Regions from separate parts of the Mus musculus genome. Here region 1 is linked to region 2. Evidence: chromatin loops called from intact Hi-C (ENCODE). Cell type or tissue: left cerebral cortex. All regions are shown on one strand.

The links. Hi-C counts contacts between places; a loop is a spot of excess contacts. Peaks named below come from ENCODE experiments on the same cell type or tissue, not always from the same donor. Only the 100,000 strongest peaks of a DNase experiment are listed, where the experiment ranks them.
Region 1: a loop joins it to region 2, with 2.6 times the contacts of the local background. A loop is called at or near these places in 2 of 42 quality-filtered maps.

What each region holds. Positions count from the first base shown.
Region 1 is chr2:8,467,310-8,475,309 of GRCm38, reverse strand. No RefSeq gene overlaps it. Among named protein-coding and RNA genes, the nearest start is that of Gm30904, 130 kb to the right of the region's middle. In left cerebral cortex, no CTCF peak of the experiment used is centred here; DNase peaks (open chromatin) are centred at 1,351, 2,997, 4,579 and 7,313; H3K27ac peaks cover 5,749 bases.
Region 2 is chr2:8,385,420-8,393,419 of GRCm38, reverse strand. No RefSeq gene overlaps it. Among named protein-coding and RNA genes, the nearest start is that of Gm30904, 44 kb to the right of the region's middle. In left cerebral cortex, no CTCF peak of the experiment used is centred here; a DNase peak (open chromatin) is centred at 3,723; H3K27ac peaks cover 656 bases.

The DNA of each region.
Region 1 (8,000 bases), 82 kb before region 2:
AATAAATTGTCAGAGATATTAATGTTTTTTTTTTTTTTTTTTGAGATAGGGTTTCTCTGTGTAGCCCTGGTTGTCCTGAAACTCACTCTGTAGACCAGGCTGGCCTTGAATTCAGAAATCTGCCTGCCTCTGCCTCCCAAGTGCTGAGATTAAAGGCATGTGCCACCATTGCCTGGCTGATATTAAGTTTTTCAACCTACAAAAAAAAATACTTCTGGTTCAATTTCATTGGATCAGAGCAGCAGAATGGCTTTAGGGGGTGACTAGATTCTATGTTTTGTGAACACATGCTTTTTTTCATCTTCTTGTTCACACAGTGAAAAACCTCTAATTGTGTTTAGAGACATTAGTCCAATATTTGTAATTCAAAGAACAAGATGAAAATAAAGAATATGTACACATGAACTATTCCTAACATATAACTATAGATATAAAATTTCTTAATTATTTTTGGTTATGAGTAGAAGTCTTAGAGTATATACATCACTACGTTAGCTTTGCTACACGGAGAAGAGAAAATCTGAGAAAAACAGGCAAAAGGTTTTGTCGTTTTCTGTCCATGTTTACTTGTCTGCATTATTTTGGAGCCCATCATGAAGCAAAAGAACATTGGGAGAAGCAGCATGAGATGGATAAGATCTTGAGAGAAATAGGAAGTAGAATAGGGGAAAGACCTGCGGACAAGATAAAGTCCCGTCAAGAACTAAATATCTCATTCATTTTGATCCCAAAGCCGTGGTTTCCACCACCTCCTAAATGCCCATGGGATTATGAATTCATCCATTGATTGATCCATTAATGACATTAGAACCTTTGTAAGCCAATACATTTCTAGCAGCTGAACATATCAGCACTAGTGCACAGGAATCAAGCCTTTAACATGTAAACCCTTAAGGGACTTTCAGGTTCAGACTGTAGCTCACACTAGCCACTGAAGCATGAGTATCAGGCACACATGAATCTCTTTTGAAGCATTTTAAACTCAGAAATGGAAAAACTCCGTGGAATTACATCTCTGTTCCCTTAGCTTTATGAGACAGTCATTTCAGTTTCAAAATGGAAATGCTGATGTAAAAATGATAGTGTCATTCATACTGTTAACATTATAAGAGAAAAGACCTGGAGGTAGGGTTACAGAGAATCTAGTCACACTCAAGAAATAAGATAAAATTCATGTTGACCGTTTAAGCTGAGATAGGATTTATGTAAAATATCATAGGTAAGAAGAAAAGATTTTCAGAACTATCTTCAATTGATATGAGTGTCCCACCTTTTCTAAAAGATAGATTATGAGATGGTGCTTAGCTGAGTTTTCTTCAGATTTTCACAGATCCATCTGATATAAGCTTCCGATTTTGTGTCCTAAAGGAACAAACATCAGATCTGTGCTAAATTAAGCTCTTACAGCAACATACATCCAAGGAACCAAGAAATATTCTCACTTACATTTAATTTTATTTCAGGAAATCATATAAGTATCAAATTATATCATAACACATTTAAGTTTTGGAAAATCAAAAATTTAAAGAATATGAGGTAACAGACAAGTTAAAGGTTGATTGTGATGCATAAAACTGGAGACTTTCAATATCACTTTTTTTTTCTCATGTGTCAAGCCAAGCACTGTATGCTAGAATAGATATAAATAAGATGTCTCCTAATTATTGGAGAGGAAAGAAGGGGAACTTGTGTGAGCCTTAAAGAACAGCTGGTACTCTTATTTGTTCAGTTAGAAACTATCTTACTTTCCTGTTATCCTAACTCTTCTGTTTTCCTTGTTGGTGTTATGCTATCTAGAGACCACTGCATGGGGGCTTTTAAAGTAAAAGTGAATGGCTTTTTTGTTGTTGGTGCTGTTGGTGGGGGCAACATGGGGGGATCTTGCACAAACCAAGCAGCCTCAAACATCATACATTTTTGATTTTTGTTTGTTTGTTTTGTATTTTATGCCCAAAAACAACATTCTGGCTCACAAATTCAGTTAGCAAAAGAGGCCAGGAGCAGAACTACAGAGGCCCTAGCAAGGTTATTACATTTAGGAAAGTTCCTGGGTCCTGGAACTATGGGCTGGGTCTGTGATGTATTATGTCACTGTTCCTATGTTGGCAGGGCCTAAGAGCTAGACTTGAAGATCAGAATAGTGTCTCCAACACCAAGTTACTTCTGCTAAGGATGAGAACCTGGTACTCTCTGGATAATTTTCCAATTTTGGTTATTTGCTTTGAGTTACAAGAAATAACTATTTATATAATGAAAGGAACTATGGTGCTTTTCTCTATTAAATTTGCTGGCTACTCTTTCAGATGGTGCATGTTTGTTCAATGTGGCAGAGGGACTCGGTGCACTATACAGATTTTCTCCTAAACATTCATTCCCATCTCTTCCCTTCTTCATAATGAATTTCCTGAAGACTTTTGCTTCATCATTGATCCTAGCATGGTGACCACATCCTCTCTTGAGATGGTAAGTCATGGAATATAGCTTGGTATAGTAGGAAGCCATTGGTGATACTTCATTGGTCTTAGGGAGGGAACCTTCCCAGTTACAAATCTTGTGGGAAAGGAAGAGGGGAGAAGAGGAGAAGAGGTGAGAGGAGAGAAGAATGCACAAAAATAAAAAGGAGGGAAGAGGAGACTTTCTTTAGTCTTTCATTTTTTTTTTGCTCATTCCTCCTCTCTTCCTCCTCTTCCTCTTCCTCCTCTTCTTCCTCTTTCTTCTCCTTCTTTTCCTCCTTCTTCTTCCTCTTCTTCCCCTTCTTCTCCTCCTGGTTTTCTTCTTCACTATATATTATGTATTTGCATCTATAACCTTAAACTTTGGTCAAGAATTTCCCAGTTTAGAGGTTAGTGCTGAAGATACAGACTAGAGCATGAGTACATGCATATGTTTTTGGATTCATTCCTGCAACATACATAGAAAACATTTAGATATAAGGGTGGCTGACTAGAATATCTTTCATCCCATTGTAGGCTGGGCTGATTCAACTGGCTTGGATGGCTAGGTGGGTGGGGTGTCCTTGCCCTTTCTGCTCCATCAGGTGTTCATAAGTTGCAAAGAATGACATTCCCTGATAGAGGTTCTTTGGCTAATGGAATATGAATAGCTACTCCCTCCTGTTAGAATTTCCACATAAGCTTTCAAGAAACTGTTTGATAAAGACAAAAATTAAAACATAAATCTTGGCAAAGAAAAAAGTAAAAGATATTTGTTTACTTTTGAAGTTAGTGAACATTTGAATATGTATGCACTCTGCCTTAAGCTACCTTAGGTAGAAAAATCAGTTACTTGTAGTTCACATAGTTTAAATCTAGAAATTTAATTATTTGCAATAAAAGTTTCTTAAGTCCTTGACAATATTTATGCAACTTTCAACAATGCACTATTGCAATGATTGTTTTTACATATACAGATAGCAATTATTGACAGGAAAAGACACTCTACATCACATACCATCAGTTCAGTGAAATTTAAAATCATTGGACATTTCTTTGAGTCCTTTAGAAACGAAGAATTCTGCAGCTCTAACAGTGCTGATTTCTTGCAAGCAGGGGGAGTACTAAAGGGGACCTCATCTTTGCTGGTTAGAAAGCATAAACAATATTTATCCAAAACTAATAGAGAAATTCTTGTGGTATATAAGAATTCATGAAAACTTAGTGTACTCTGAAACACAAAGTGATGGCATAACAACGTGGTGTTAGTAGTGAATGTTTTTAGAGATAAAAACAATAATAAATAATCAACAGCAACTACCTCTCTGTCTTGTAGACTAGGAAAGGGCTGAAGCATACTAAGATTCACAAAATCATGAAATTATCTGTAGCTAACTAAGAATTCCAAGAGAGGAGAAAGTTGATATTTAAAGGGACATAAAAAATACCCGTTAACCTTGTACTTATTACATTAACTTAAACTCCATGAGAATGGTTACTTTATTAACCCTGTTTTACTTTCATATTTATGCCAATTATGTCTCAGAGCCTCCAAAAAGACTGTTAAATGTCTTTAATAGCATATCTTTGAGACAATTACTTGATGGCATAATCCAGATAATTCAACATGGGCTTGCAACCAGAATACTAAACTTAAAAAGAAACAACAAAACCTTGTTGTCCTTGGAGAAATTTGAATATCTATTCTATATTCATGACTGCTAAAATTCTTGTATCAGTTTGAGATTGGAGATTTGCTGATGTTGTTTTGCACAAAGGGGGGGGGGAGAGAGACAGACAGACAGACAGACATATTTAGTCACTGCCTAATGGGTTAAGGGAGTACTTTTTAATATAACTAATTCTTTTACCTATATTAGCATAAATTGTTATCCTAGATTGCTCTCCAGAGTCCCCTCTTGTTTCTTTCCTTTTTCTCCCATCTCTGTCCTTTTCTTTTTCTCCTCTGTCTTTCATTATTCCCACTAAAAAAAAGTAGCTCAATTATAACTTGCTTTGTCTCACAATGACATTTGGAAATTATTTTCTGTACTTAATTTGTTAACAAGTAGATTTTTTTCACATATGCCAAAATATATAAAACACATATTGTACCATCTGGACAAAGCTTTTGCCCATCTGGAATGTACTATCCTGGAAGCAGTGCAAACTTTTTCTAAATCTAGTGCTTTCTCCATTTAAAAGGCCCATGTATTTGAATCAAATTATAACTAAAAACAAACTCCCTGAAAATTCTCAGACAAGGGCTGGTGTAATTTAACCGCCATGCCTATGTCAAATGGCTTTTACACAGCAGGTAGATTGTAATAATCTTACTTCGGGTTATTTAGCTTGAAAGGTTCTATACCTAACCCAAGCCCTATTGATTCCCTGTCCTGATTTTGTTCAAGCAGATTGTGTAGATTGCCACTATGTCAGTCAAACCTGATGGGATTTTTTTTCTTTGAATGTAGCTGGACCAGCTCTAATAGAATCGTTAGGTGTTTCATAGTTTAAACAAAGCTGTCATGAGAGCCTTTGTTGCCTCAGAACGCATAAGACATTATTAGCTCTGCATTGTGTCTGTTGAGATCTTGTTTTATATTGCTGAAAACTTTCATGAATTAGCTATACTGACATGAGCCTGGCCTGGGTCGAAATCATACACTACATACTATAGAATGATTTCCTTGCATGCGGTGAAAAGAAATGTTATAAAGTTGGTAATTTTGGATTTGAGTTTGAGTTCTAATATTTAAAATATAAACTTAGGGTTTTTTTAAAGTTAAAAGTGGTTTTTGTAAGACTAAATGTACAGAATGTTAGACAATAGTCATATGCATAGGGGCAGAGTCTATGCTCAGGTAGACATTAATATTATAGCCAGTTCTAAAATTGAGGTCCTGAAAAAATGGAACAGGATGACACCTGGAGTAGAGATTTGGGGGGTGGGGAAAATTTTCTTCAGGGCATGTAACAGTGAGGGTTATTTGTTTTTGCTTGCTTGCTTGATTGATTGATTGATGATTGATTGATTGATTGATGTATCTATCACTGCATAAACATTTTTACTATGTATAGAAATAAAAAATAAAAATTTTCTCCATCAATGCTCTTTCCTGCATCATAAGTGAAAGTTGTCCATTACTAGAGCTTGGGCAGTCAGCTTGTGGAAGTGATTTCTGTACTACTTTAGAGAATGACTACACAATCTGAAGAGCTGGGTATAGCCATGCATACATTGAAAATAGTTATTTGAGAATAGATGCCCACTGGCAGCTTTCTCTATCAGACAAAGGTTTCCAAATACATCCAATGAACATAAAATTCATTATGTCCTATGATTTTCCTAAATGTATGATCACATAATTGTGACAATGGAATCTCTGCAGCACTAATTTCTTGCTTGTAGCTATTACTCTCCACCATTCCCTAACTATGTCTTAGATTTTAAAATTCACCTCATGCTTGTTCGTATGTGTGGGTCAAAAGAAACCATATAGACAAAGATATGTAAGGTAAGATATAAAATGTTATTTTATTTTTTCTATTAAATTATTTTATTTATTTAGATTTCTTTCCTGCCCCCCCCTCTGAGTTCTTCACCCCATCACTCCTCCTGCCGCCTCTGAGAGGGTGCTCCTTCACCTGCACTCCCCCCACCACCACCACCACCTCACCCTCACCAGCATCCCTCTTCCCTGGGGCATCAAGTTTCCACAGGATTAAGTGTATCCTCCCTCACTGAGGCCAGACAAGGTAGTTCTCTGCTACAATATATTCCTGGGGCCAAACAGCAGCAAGTGTTTTGGCTCAGTCTCTGGGAGCTCCCAGGGGTCCCGGTTAGATGACACTGTTGGTCCTCCTATGGGGTTGCCACCCCCTTCAGCTCCTCCAGTCCTTCCTCTAACTCCTCCCTCTTGGTTTCTGACCTCAATCCAATGGTCGGCTGTATCTACACTTGTCACTTACTCAAAGAGTCTCTCAGAGGACAGCCTTGCCAGGCTCCTGTCTGCACACATGATATAGCCTCAATAATAGTGTCAGGGTTTCATGCCTGCCCCAGGGATAGATCCCAGGTTGGGCAGGTCACTGGGTGGCCTTTCTTTCTGTCTTTGCTCCATTTTTGTCCCTGAATTTCCTCTAGGCAAGAACAATTACAGGTTAAAAATTTTAAAAATGGGTGGGTTGTCCCCTGCCTAAACTGGGGGCCACATCTATCTATTGGAGGTAATGTCTTCACTTTTGGGCATTTTGGCTAATGCTGCCCATTGAGTCCTGATAAGCTCTCACATTCCAGGTCTCTGGGACTTTCTAGAGGTTCCTCCTGCCCCCTAAACCCCACTGTTGCATATTTCAATTCATCCTCTCTTGCATTTTTTATCTTAGACATTCTGATTGGTGTAAGGTGGAGCTTTGAGGTCATTATGATTTGCATTTCCCTGATGATTAAGATGTTGAACATTTCTTTAAGTGCTTCTCAGCCCTTAAATTCAAGATTCCTCTGTTGAGAATTCCTGTTTGGCTCTGTACCTCATGCTTTAATTGGCTTATTTGGGTTTTTTTTTTTTTTTTTTTTTTTTTTTTTGGAGTCGAACTTCTTCACTAACCCTATACCTGTAGAGGACTAAAATCTAAAATGTTATTTTAAAGCAGCAGTTTTAGAACTATATTCAAGAGATCTCTAGATTGCCTGTGAAAAACTTAATAATTTAAAGTGGGTAGAAAAAGGCAGACTTAACTGAGCAGTTCTACCATTCACTGCTTTATGGGTAGGATTAAACTAAGAGCAGATGTAAAGGCATACTAATTTAAAATAGAATGGATTTCTGTCAGGATTTCCAAGGCTGCATTGGCAGACCATTGCTCTGTGCTTGTGATTTCCATAATCAAGGCTTTTGAGACAGACATCTGTTTTCCAATCCTGTAAGAGTTTAAGTATGGAAGGGAAGCCTTTTGTGGATTCTTTGTTTTGCTCTCCTAGGATAATCCCAGGGTGTCTACATATTGAATATCACTCCTCCTTACCAGTAAGGACAAACAGAAACCTACGAATGAAGAGAAATCTAGGGAAAGCAGCTTTAAGATGACTCCAGGGTTATTCTCATTACATCATTTGTGTTCTATGGGCTCAAACTTAGTATTCCAGTAATACTGAGCCAGGAGAAAGACTCAGTGTAATTAGTACTTGTAATAAGGTGCCAAGCTAAGGCTTAGCGGTTCTCATTTTAAAAAAATGGCTAGAATGAAAATTGAAATTTGATGGAGAAAAAATATCCCTCTATCACACAGTCTTTTGCTTTTTTTTTTGTCTCAAATTATAATGTTACAGAATTTTTTATTAATTAAGAATTTTATGTAAGGCTTCAGACAATCATGGCAGAGATTTATAACAATGACATTAAGAAGCAAATATTAAGCTTAATGTCAGTTAATGTTGAGAAATATCCAGGCTTGTGTTTTAGATACTATCTTATGAATTCTTCTGAAATGTTTTCAAATCTTTAACATTTATTTTCTGGAGAGAAATTTCTAAGCAAACTAATGTTGCTTGCATTTGATATGAAA
Region 2 (8,000 bases):
TCTTCACCCACAAATTGTAGATGGGATATCACATTACTTTATGCTTTATGCTCTGTCATGGTAACTGAAAGCTTGCCCTAACAACCTTTTTTGTTTATTTTAGCAAGGAAATTTCAAAGTAGCTAGCTACATTTCCTTGGACTTTTGGCAACTGTTTCAAAGGCTTTGTTTTGGGAGGCCTATTATCAATTCACACATTTCTGTAACCCAGTGTAACATCATTGCTAATATAATGAGAATAAATACTTATTAACACTCAAAGCAGTAATTGCTGTGAATTTTGTATGCATAGTGGTTACAATCCACCAATATAAGAAGGTCAGCTAATATAATAAGGGGGAAAGAGAGTATAAAATTACAATATGAACACAGTGAGAATAACACATTAAGGACCCAACACAAAATTAGACGTTACAAATAGATTCACAATGAAAGCATAAAGGATACTGTACATTCTGAGACAAAATGGTGTAGGGATGTGTTGCAAGGCTGAAATGCTTTTAGAATCCTAAGACCTAGCCATGGTTTGGATGCAACCTGGGGTCCACTTGGGAAGGTCGTGGTACTCAAGCTGGAATCTTTGAGAGATGCTGTGGACCTTAGCAGGCCACTAGTCACTAATGGCCAAGTGTCACTGCAGGCCATTAGTTGATCCAGGACATCCTCTCTCTGGGTATTGCAACATCTCGATTATTTTCTTTCTCCTTTTGCTTTTTTGGTTTATGAGGTGGTCCATTTGCTCCCCTCTGAGCTCCTTCTAGCATTGTCTCAATTGTCAGAGAAGAAATCTGTTAGAGAATTTAACCGGGGCCAGAAACCCTCACTTCAAACATGTGAGCTAAAATAAATATTTTTTTATACACTAATTAATTCAGGTGCTTCATTTACACAAGATAAACTGACCAACATAAATTCCGTTCTTTGTAAAATGTGCTAAAATCTGCATATGATGTGGTGCCTCCAGCAATTCCTCATGTTTTCCCTGTAACTGAGTATATCAACACTTTAAAACTATGACTGAGTTTTATAAGGAAAATAACTTGACACTGAAAATGCCTTGAAATCCAAGCTAATTGTCAGAATGACATATTGCTTTTCATTTTACTTCTCCTCTTGTCTTTTATAAATGCCACTTAGCACTGGGTAGAAAGCTGGACAGACCACATATTTCTGTTCCATCTTCATCAGCACCAATGAATATACTGATTGTAGGTTCCACATCCAGTGGCATATGAAGTCCCAAGGGAAAAATAACAAACAAAAACCAAACAAAATAACAAGACAAAACACTACTCCTTCACTAAAAAACTTTAAACAGTGAAGTTCGAGTTTACATAAATGAACAAGGAAGAACTGGGAGATTTTTCCTACACAATGTTCAAAACTTACAAAGCATAATGGAAATTTGACTTTGGACCTCTTCTACTCTGAAATAGTGAGATGATAAATTTTTATTCAGTTTCCTCATCTAGTGTACTTTGATATGGAAGCACAGGTAACTAATGCAGAATAAAATTATATTTATTTTCCTTTTTTGTAGAAAATCCCAAAACCAAACAAACAACCTCCCAAAGAACTATCATAAAATCATTTAGAAGAAAATACGTAAATCTTTGAAACTCCCACAATACAAGGTCAATATGTGTAAGTGAGTTTCAGCCCTAGATATTTATAGTGAAAAATTAAACATAAGCAACTAAAATACTATTTAGAATCTGTGACTACTAAATATTTAAGGATAAAATGTTATTCTGCGTGTGTGATTCTTACAATGGAAGTGAAACTGTATGTGGTAAGCAAATGGAAAATTAATATATTATGCCACATATTGAAAGGTTCAATAGTGAAATCAAACCCTGAGGTTCATTGCCCTTTCTATCAGAAATGGAGCAGACTCTTTGTTTCCTTTAGTTTGTAAAAATCAGCAGTCTGATTTTCAATGAACACTGGAATTCAACTGGTAGTAACAAAAAACCTTTTAAAACAATGGAGATACAAAGTTTGCACTAACCAATGTCAAGGTTTCCCATAGAGTTAATTTGTACATAATGAATACCACAGCATGAATAGATGATTTGCTTAGTGGAATAGATGATCTAGAAATAGGCTTCAATAGATACTTGATATTTAAATAAATTCACGCTAGTAGTTGACTTTTCATATTTATGAAAAACATTGAGAGAGAAAACTAATGGAGGAAATAATTATTTTAGCCTTGTAATTTCAGACATTGTAGTTTTTGTCCTTGAAATTTTTTTTTTTTATCAGAGTCAAAGTCTTGCTGTGCTGACCAGGCTGCCTTTGAAAGCATTCCATAGTCTACCACGTTGGCTGCCATCTCAGCATCTCTACTTCATTGTCCCAAGTGCTCTGGTTTCAAAGGTGGGCTCCATTACTGCATATGTGAGGCCAGATTGAACATCACAAGCAAGTGGAGGAGCAAAATAAAACAGACAAAAGCCAGAGTGAAAAGAGTGTGCCATAAGTTGAGGCAGGCCATGTAAATTTCCCCTTGGTACCTTGCTAAGCCTTATTTCCAAAAGATTCTATCATTTTCAGTAATACATCAAACTATAAATCCACTGTTTATGTCCGAGCTTTAGTGATATAATTGTGTCTCAGTAACTGAATAGCAAACTGTAGCTTTGTGGGGGTGGGGGAGCATTTAATTGCCACACCATAACTAGTTCCTATGGGATTATTTAAGAAAATATCAATATGTTAACTAGTGGTGTTGGAAAATTGAATTTTCACAGAAAATAAAATTAACCAAACCAACGTTTTATCTAAAAATGTAAGTGAATTGAGGTAAATTGTACATAAAACTAGAATTCTAAAACACATAGGAAAGTATTAAAGAAACCACTATGCAACTGGATTATGTGAGAGAAAATGTGATAAAACAAAAGGTAAGACTTCTAAAAGTAAAGCCATAACTGTGGCATTATCAACTTTATATCTTCAAAAGAAATTTTAAAAGCAGATGTAGCCATATAAGCAGAGAAAACGATTCATGGGATCGGAGGTTATGTGCCAATTATATCTCTAAATACTAGCATTGTCAAGAAGTCTGAATGGTACTTTTCATAAGACAATAGATGCACAGGGCTTTCAAAGGGAAAAGACTTAACATTATCATTCATTACAAAAATGCAAATTCAAAGTCATCATGGGGTACTCCCCATACTTAATAGCGAGACAGAAATGAAAATGCTCAAAATACCCAATGGTGGGAAGAATGTCAAAAACAAAAACACTTCGCGAATCATAGTGTCGATGCAAACTCTAACAATCTCTTTGGGAGACAATTACAGTTCTATAACATTAGATATGTGTTCTTTCATATAGGAAAGCAGTGCTAATCCAAGGGAGGAAATGTGCCTTAAGCCCATACAAGGACTCATTCATGGATAAGAAATGGTACTTGTAACAGCTGCTAAATGAGGATTTTTCAAATGTCCATCAACTGATAAGCAGAATTTTAAAACTGCTATGTATATACAGCTATAGCCATAAAAAGGAAGTTATAATGCTGCACCATCCCATAGTCCAGATTCCTCTTGCAAATAAATCAAGTAAATAAAGAGACACAGAATTTGAGACAATTATTCCTCTAACAAAATGAAGATGGCAGTGTCCGGATGTTAAATTTTGCCATAATCTAAGCACAGAGGAAAGGTCTGAGTCTCAGATGGTGAGGAGGACGTTGTGGGCTATAAATATGTCCAATATTGTGGCTGAGATGAATAGTGTGAGACTGTACAACTGTCAAAATTCACTTAAAGCTTAAAAATAAAACCTCTTACACTTTTTAAGTGTATACTTCTGAGGTTTGTGATGTGCCTGACAGGGTCAAGTATTTGAAGTCATCAGCTTTTGGTGGTATTTGGAGATACTGTGGACACTTTAGGAGGTGGAACCTCTCTGGTGGTAATGAATCTCGGGAGAGGGGTGATTTAAACTTTTACTGTCTGCATCTACTTCCTGTCAAGTCTTTGCTCCTTATTATACTAAGATATGAGATGAGGCATTCTAGCTATACTCCTGACAACATGAAGGTTCCTGTTGCCAAACATTGCTGACAAGACTCATTTTACCTTCTCAAAACATAAGCGGGATATACCTTTGTTCCTATTATAAATAGCTTCTTGTTAGGGGCTTTGTCACAGCAATAAAAGTAGCTAATATAATACTTCAATGAAGTTGACCAGAATAATTAAAAATCAAAATTCATTATTTATATCCCAATTTAAAACAAATATTCATTTTCTATCATTTTTATTAATATTTAGAACCAAATATTTTTATATACTTAATTGACCTACCTCCCCAGTCTTATTTTGCACTTGCTCTTAAAGATAACCTTCTTAATGAATCATATAAAAAACATTAAGTATTTGTTTAGCACCAAACAAACTAAAATTATTGTTCTCCCCTTATCATGGTACTGTAGAATAGTATATATTCTATATATAATTAAACCTATATGCAAAAAACAATCATGATATATATATATATGTATATATATAATGCATATAAACTGCATACACTATATATCTATTAAATATACTTGTATATCTAGCATATATACATATACTATATATGCTATATGTCTCTATATACTATATATTATAGTATATATACTACATAAGCTATATTTTATCATATATATTATGTTTCACATCATATATCATAAATATATGAACAAAAGGAAATGTGTGGCAGGTGATTGTGGAGGTGGTTGACCTCCCTCAGCGTCAGGATCTGTTTTAAGGATAGCTTTCCTAGTATTTGGTAATGACCTAAATGTCATGTGTGCCTCGAAGAAAACACCTCTAAAAAACACTAATGTTTGTGCAAAGTGCTGATTGTGTGGAACACTTGTGTGTCTACTCACAGCTTTTAGAATGGTCTGACTTAAAGTATCATTATGTCCTGAATTAAAATATCACTATTTTCTGATTTCTTGTTTCTCCCCAAAATTCAGGTGCAGAAACATAATGACGCAGGTGATGGTATTAGGAGTGAGAACACTTGAAAGTCAATCAGGTCATGAGTGCAAAGTCCTCATGAATGGTAATAGTCCCCTCACTACAGAAGAATCATAGCACTAACACCACCTGAAGATGCAGCAAGAAAGCACCATAGATAAACAGTTGCATGGCCCCTTTATATGAGAAAAATCAATTTTGGCTGACTCTTGTCATTCAGTTGAAGGCATTTTGTTGTGAATGCCTACAATGGACTGTGCAAATGTGGTTTACATAGTCAATGGGTATGAACATTAGGGAATCTCTTAAAGAATTGAGTGTAGCATATGAGTATAATGTGATTGAAAAAAAAAAAAAAAAAGCCCAGAGCGTGAGAAAGTAATGTAAAGAAAAGGAAGGAAGGGAAACAAAATGAAAGGTACAGTCTTTGTGGAAATATAATGACGGACCATAGTGCCCTCGAAAAGAATAACAGGAACTGCTTAAAGCTGAGTGGTGCTTACTCACTATCAGAGAGAGTTTATCATGAAGATATGCACATCGTTTAGAAAATAGCAGCATCACCCAAGTGTAAAATGTTGCTCATGTGCCTGAGATGTCAGCTGTAACTATGGTCAAACCCTGTAGCAATCAGGTGATTAGATAGATAGATAGATAGATAGATAGATAGATAGATAGATAGATAGATAGATAGATAGATAGATAGATAGGTGATGGATGGATAGATAGATAGCTGATAGATATAGATACTAAATACATGTAGTTTTCTTGGTGGTGTTTGAGACTGGTATTACCACATAGCCCTGGATGGCCTGGAATTCTCTATGTAGAGCAGGTTAGCCAGTCACAGGTAGAGATCTGCTGATCTCTGCTTGCTAAGCGTTGGGATAAAAATCCAGTGCCACCTCCCTCAGCATCAGGATCTGTTTTGAGAATAGCTTTCATAATATTTAGTGATGACCTAAATGTCGTAGATTAGGACAGAAGAGCAATACCAAGTCCTATTGAAAGTCTCTGATCCCAATAGCAGCAAAGACAAAACAAAGATACCATTCCCTAAGCACAAACACTACCTTATTTTCAGATCTCCTCCAGCACCTATTTATTCTTGGTGTTAAGTTTAACCTCCCTTCTAATCTAAAAGCTTTTCCTGAGAACAAAATATCCAATAGAAAGCAGGTTTTCAGCCTCACAGGAATCGAAGCATATCCTTTTATTTCCAGAAATGCTACCTGCACTTTATGTTTCTTGTTTTCTTTTTCTTTTCCTCTTTTCAATTTTAAACGTGAAGAATGTTCTTCAGTCCACTTATGCCCGTGCCTATCTGAATCACCCCTCCTAAATTATTGAGAGGAAAATCTCAACAAATCTTTTCAGTTTGGTAATATGTGATATTTAAGGCTTTGAGATGTTTCAAAAAAAAAAAAAAAAAAAAAAGCAGCCCAAGAGAAACAAACCATGCATTCTTCAAATCATGTAGTCATTACACTTGTTCCTGCAGACTTCCACTTTGTGGCCTTTCAGTTTGGTTCAGGCTGACTTGTTTTTTGAGTAGGATGACTCTGCTGTTTATGTAGAACATGTTGATTTCATTTGAATATCAAATTTCAACTAAAAAAGCTCCTTAAAGCTCAGGCTACCCCTTGACACGGGTTTCACCCATGCTGTGTCATGAGACTTGTACCTGCAATGACAAGTTGCTCTGGGAGAGAATGCGAAAAATAAATGTCTTCACCGGAGACAACTGACAACTAATTTCACTTTTTTTCTGTGTAATTCAGAAATACTCTGCTCTTTTCTCAAGTAAGCCAAAGCTGAAGACAGATACAGAGAAGTCCATCCTCCACTGCCTCCTTGACTTGCTTTTCTGTTATCTTCCAATGGTCCCATAAAAACCGTATAGCAGATTATTTCTTTTTTCCATAAATATTTTCTAATTGTATCCTGTTGATCAATAACTACCAAAGTAAACCTTAAGACAATTAACATTACCTAAGTTAAATAATATCTATTTCAAATTCATATCAACAAACTTCCAAATACTTATAAAATTCATTATAATTCTCAACAAAGTAAAAGCCAATTAGGGAAAAATAAGGAAGCATTGATTTCACCCAGGTTGTCCAATATTCTTGACAATTTCCATGTCATTGGGAAGCTTTCCTAAAACAAACTCACAAAAGTTCCAGCAGTCAGAGATCATCCCTGCAAAGAACAACTGATCTTGCAGTGCTCACCCCTAACTGATGAATCTTCAACACTACTCCCCCACCTAAAATGTGGGGAACAGAAACATTGTAAGGGCCAAAGGACGTAAGTTTGCTGTGAGGTTATATCTCCTAGAAATGACGTGGAAATTTCAACAAAATGGATATCTCCAATTCCTTTAACAATGACAATATCAATAGATTTGCTAACATGGAAGGGGGAAAAGTCATGGAGTCCTACCCCTAAACAGTGAGTTACAAGAAATTAACAAATGCTGAGAGTAGGAAAATCAGTCTTTCCCAGGTAGGAACCTTCTCTTAGGTTATCCAGTACTGAGTAACTGAGTGTAATATAATGTAATATAATGTAGCCATCAGCGGCTAAGGAGAACTGGGTTCCTGAAAGGAAAGCTGGGGCTGTATGGAATGGGCAGCAAGAAAAGAATGACACCAAAACAAAGTTTCTGATCAAGGCCCAATGTTTACTCTTTGAGTCTGAACTTAAAAAGGGAGGAGACCCATCCCACACTATGTCAGGATCTTCATTGCTTTATCAGAATCTCCTCAGGAAACCAAGCTCAGCCTCTCAGCAGGTAGTGGATTCTTGGAAGAAGCTGCAGATGTGACAGGACAATATGGAATGGAAGACTCCATTCCTGGTGGTCTAGCCAGCTGTGGCATAAACAAGGTCTTAATCAGCCTGCTCAAGCCTGGGGAAAGGCACAATAAAAGCAGAACTAAATAGATCTAGTAGGGTGTGTGTGTGTACACATATATGCATATATATAATGATATATTATAT